Linked DNA regions of Homo sapiens: region 2 is linked to region 1. Evidence: chromatin loops called from intact Hi-C (ENCODE). Cell type or tissue: psoas muscle. All regions are shown on one strand.

Region 1 (2,500 bases):
GTCTTAACCTCCACCTGGTGCTTGCTATTGGGTGTATTCAGGCATTGAGAAAAATATAAATCGTGAGGTAAATAATGGTCATGTTTAAACAGAGGCCTTATCATTTAGTGAAGCATAAAAACTGACACTATATAAATGCATCCGTCTAATGAAAAGACCCAGTACTGAGAAAAACATCCCTTTACTCAAGTGTCAGATGTCAGAGTGCTCTAACTGCTCAACTCATAAGTGAATACAACTAAGTAATTTCTGGTCCCCTAAAAATAACCATCCTTTTAATTAAAAGTAATTCTTCAGATAGGTTGGGCTACCAATAATTGTCCCTAAACAAAACCAAATGGCGCTTCCTTGTGCTTTTGCTGTGCCATAGGTTACTATGCAGCTAGCACATGTACCTCTTCCAGAAAAATGAGGTCATCCTGGGAGTGACCCAGAGATGCTCTCTAGGGATGTACCTCTTGATGTTCTTGTTAACTTTCCACTCTTCAGCTGGATTCCTCTTCCTGTCCCCTTTTCACCAGTCTCTACTCTTGAGAGAAGCTGAGAAGAGAAGGGCTCTTCTCATTTGTTATTTTCTCCTGCTTTTAGTATCATCTCACCCGTGGCAGAAGAAAGAGGTTCTTCCCAATTTAACACAAAATAAACTAGTTACTGTTTACAGATAATGCCCGCTAATGTTTACTGAAACTGAAACCCTATGATACATTCCATTCCCTTAAGTGTGCCACGCTGCAGGACTGACAAATGAAATCCATCCTACGAAAAACAGCCCAGGAACAAGCGAGGCCAAGGCCTGCTTTCCTCTCCGGCCCTTACAGTAGCGTGTGGCTCAGGCCACATCTTTTCCCTCTAGTTCTTTTGGCACAAGTTGTAACCTAATGCGACAAAGGTCCCTCATGAGATGGCTTAAAACTAGCAGTGTCGCTAGGCTCTTTAGGTGTTAGAACAGCCAACTCTACAAAAGTATTGGAGGGCACAGAAGGGTGATAGTCTTGGTTTTTATATTTGTCCTTCACTATATAAACATTGAAAAGGTATTAATCCTCATTAAGAAAGGATTATCGGCCAGGTCCTGTGGCTCACACATGTAATCCCAGCACTTTGGGAGGTCAAGGTGGGTGGATCACCTGAGATCAGGAGTTCGAGACCAGCCTGGCCAACATGGTGAAACCCTGTCTCTACTAAAAATACAAAAATTAGCCGGGCGTAGTATTGTGCACCTGTAGTCCCAGCTGCCTGGGAGGCTGAGACAGGAGAATCACTTGAACCTGGGAGGCGGAGGTTGCAGTGAGCTGAGATCACATCACTGCACTCCAGCCTGGGCAACAGAGCAAGACTCCGTCTCAAAAAAAAAAAAAAAAAAAAAGGACTATCATCCTTAGCAAACTAACACACGACCAGGAACAGAAAACCAAATACCAAGTATAGCATGTTCTCACAAGTGGGTGCTAAGTTAAAAGAACTTATGAACACAAAACAACACACACTGGGGTCTACTTGAGTGGGGAAGGTGGGAGGAACAGAAAAGATAAAACCTTCACATGTACCACTGAACCTAAAATAAAAGTTAAAAAGGACTAAGTCACAAGTGATTTGGAATGTGAGGTTATCCCTCACCCCCATGCTTTACTCTGTACTATTTTTCCTCCCTCAGTTTCTTTTTTTTTTTTTTTTCTGTATACTATGCTTTCTATTATACTTTGATTGGCATGGGCCAATCTGTTATTTTTAAGTTCAACTTTTTTTTAACTTTTAAGTTCAGGGGTACATGCGCAGGAAGTGCTGGTTTGTTACATACATAAAGGTGTGTCATGGGGGTTTGTTACACAGATTATTTCATCACCCTAAGTATCCATTAGTTATTTTTCCTGATCTCTCCCTCCTCCCACCTTCCGCCCTCTCATAGGCCCCAGTGTGTGTTGTTTCCCTCTATGTGTCCACGTGTTCTCATTTAGCTCCCACTTACAAGTGAGAATATGGAGTGTTTGGTTTTCTGTTCCTGCAATAGTTTATGAAGGATAATGGCCTCCAGCTCCATCCATGTCCCTGCAAAGGGCATGATCTTGTTCTTTCTTTATGGCTGAACAATTCTTTTTTTAAAAAAGGATGTTTTTAGGAGGAATTGTGTACAGAGACTGTTCTAACAGATAACCACAGAGGGACCTTTCCAGCCATTGGAAAGACATTCAAGAGGAAGAGGAAATAGGTTGTACAGCAGGTCTGACTACAGGCAATAAGTTGGGAAAGAAGAAAGGTTTAGATGCAAAGGGAGCGAGGAAGTAAACTGTGGAAGGAGACATGAGTAAGCAGAATGTCTGCTATTTCACATATTTCTGGTGCAGTCATATATTTACTGTATCAGATTTCCAGAGGGTGTGGCTGTTAGTGTGTCTCTCTACTCCCAGGAGCCCCATGTCTATCAGGATCTACCACCGCTCCACTGGATGTGCCACTTTGTCCATCAAAATGCTCACCATGGATGTGATTCAGCATGAGAGAG
Region 2 (2,500 bases), 93 kb after region 1:
CCCAACCCTGACTCACTCCCTCTTTCTATAAATAATGACTTTTAGTGTCTTGTCATCCCAGTGTTTATTTTACTAATTTATTTATTTATTTAATTTTTGAAATGGAGTCTCCCTATGCTGCCCAGGCTGGTCTGGAACCCCTGGCCTCAAGTAATCCTCCCACTTCAGCCTCTTAAGGTGCTGGGACTACAGGTGCACACTACCACACCCAGCCTCTTCCCAATGTTTCTTTATCAAATACAAGCAAATGTAAATATATATTCTTATTTCTCCGTTTTCTTATGCAAAGTTATCCCATGTACACCACTGTGCACCTTGCTTTTTTCACCATTTGGTAATTTTTTTAAACAAAGGCTTAACAATCCTGGTAATGGATTTCTGTGCTCACAGCTTTCTCTCCTCTGCTCACAGATCCTGTTGCACCACGCAGCAAACTCTGTGAAAAGGGTCTCTATGGAGCTGGGCGGCCTTGCTCCATTTATAGTATTTGACAGTGCCAACGTGGACCAGGCTGTAGCAGGGGCCATGGCATCTAAATTTAGGAACACTGGACAGGTGAGTCCTGGAGAGTATTTCAGGATGTGTGTTTGCGTGTGCATGTGTGAGTGTGTGTATGTGTGTGTGTGTGATATGTGTGCATGTGAGTGTGTGTGTGTGTGCGTGTGTGTGTGTTACAAAGATCCCACCACCTCTACTGCCTTATATCCCATAAGGAAACTTTTGGGTTCCTTCCATTATTCATTCTTTATTCATTGACTCTTTCAGCAAATATTTAGTATATGCCTTACTTTTTATTACCAGGGTTATACTAGGCTCAGAGGGGCCCCCCCAAAATAAGGTACAGTCCCTGGCTTCAAATAATTTTCTGAACAGCAGATGTCCTTTAGTCAAATTGTTCTCTGTTTTCTTCTTTCCCCTATCCTTTTAATCTGGTTATTTTTATAGTTTTCTTTCATTGATCTTTTTTCTACTGAACGGATATAATCTCCTCAGACACAGAACAGCCTTGAACAATTGGGGTCTCTGAGGCCAAGGGAAAGAAAGTAAGAAAATGTTGAGGAGGGTGGTGGCTGGAATAACTCAAAACCCTGTTGCCTGCTATGACCCAGTGGGGCCTCGCTGTCCCGAGATGGAGGGAGCCTCAGAGGTGCCCTCTACAGGGCACAGGCCCACGCCAGCAGTGTTTTAGAGGAGCATCCAGGCTGTCCTGGGAGACCAGAGGCCTGAGCTCATGTCTTCCTAGGAAATCCTGGAATATTTGATCTGTCAGGGACCTTCACAGTTATCAGCTCTACAAACGTTGCATTTTAGAGATGAGGAAATGAAACTCTAGAAAGAAAAAGTGACTTAGAGATCAGACGTCTTTGGGCCACAGTGTCAAATCTGCTGAGGAGCTGGGACTCTGAGCCAAGGCTCCTGTCTTCCAGTTCTATCCAAGCTGCTGCCAGGGTCCTGCCTTCTTAAATATTCTTAAGCATTCATCTTAAAAGTACCATCAATATGTAATTTTAAATGCATTCTAGAAACAGAGTAAATATCCCTGAAAGGTTATATTGTGAAAAAACTGAAATGTGTGATATTCTCTATCAAATAATTTTCATCCTTGCCTTGGCCTTTGGTAATTAAGTTTTTCCCTTCCACATAACCTAAATAAGCTTGGTTTTGTCTGAAATAAGTATATTTTCCTTCATAAATACAAAATGTCAATATATGTTACCATCAATTACACTGTAAGGCTACAACTTGGGGACAGGTATGGTGGCTCAGAACTGTAATCCCAGCATTTTGGGAGGCCAAAGCAGGAGGATCACTTGAGCCCAGGAGTTGGAGACCAGCCTGGGCAACAGAGTGAGACTCTGTCTCTACAATTTTTTTTTTTTTTTTTTTTTTTTTGTGTGACAGAGTCTCACTCTGTTGCCCAGGCTGAAGTGTAGTGGCATGATGTCAGCTCACTGCAACCTCCACCTCCCGGATTCAAGAGATTCTCCTGCCTCAGCCTCCTGAGTAGCTGGGACTACAGCTAATTTTTCTATTTTTAGTAGAGATGGGTTTCACTATGTTGGCCAGGCTAGTCTCGAACTCCTGACCTTAGGTGATCCACCCACCTCAGCCTCCCAAAGTGCTGGGGTTACAGGCATGAGCCACTGCGCCCAGCCAAAAAAAATTAAAAATTAGCTGGGCATGGTGGCAAGTGCCTATAGTCCCACCTACTTGGGAGGCTGAGGTGGAAGAATCACTTGAGCCCTGGAGGTCAAGGCTGCAGTGAACTCATCACTACTGCACTCCAGCCTGGGCGACAGAGCGAGACCCTGTGTCAGCAAAACAAAAGACTATAAGTTGGTGTTGGACCACATTCCTCTTAGCCTCTGCTGTTGCTGCAGCATCACAGTCTCCTAGGAGAATTGCACTCTTTCCCCACCCCCCAGGGAAACAAAATAAAAGCCATTTGAAAAAAACATGGATTGGGTGGCTTTTTTTTCTTTTCTTTCGTGTGTGTGTG

The links. A loop is a pair of places that touch in the nucleus more often than their neighbours do. Peaks named below come from ENCODE experiments on the same cell type or tissue, not always from the same donor. Only the 100,000 strongest peaks of a DNase experiment are listed, where the experiment ranks them.
Region 2: it touches region 1 in a loop (5-fold over the local background); 44 of 110 quality-filtered maps call a loop at or near these places.

The regions. Positions count from the first base shown.
Region 1 is chr6:24,426,501-24,429,000 of GRCh38, forward strand. GPLD1 (glycosylphosphatidylinositol specific phospholipase D1) reads right to left here. Exons shown (of 25, transcript NM_001503.4): 25 at 1-2,500. Among named protein-coding and RNA genes, the nearest start is that of MRS2, 25 kb to the left of the region's middle. In psoas muscle, no CTCF peak of the experiment used is centred here; no DNase peak of the experiment used is centred here; H3K27ac peaks cover 469 bases.
Region 2 is chr6:24,519,990-24,522,489 of GRCh38, forward strand. ALDH5A1 (aldehyde dehydrogenase 5 family member A1) reads left to right here. Exons shown (of 10, transcript NM_001080.3): 6 at 412-555. Among named protein-coding and RNA genes, the nearest start is that of ALDH5A1, 26 kb to the left of the region's middle. RefSeq lists silencers at 1,046-1,095, 2,465-2,500. In psoas muscle, a CTCF peak has its summit at 1,160 (motif pointing left); a DNase peak (open chromatin) is centred at 1,152.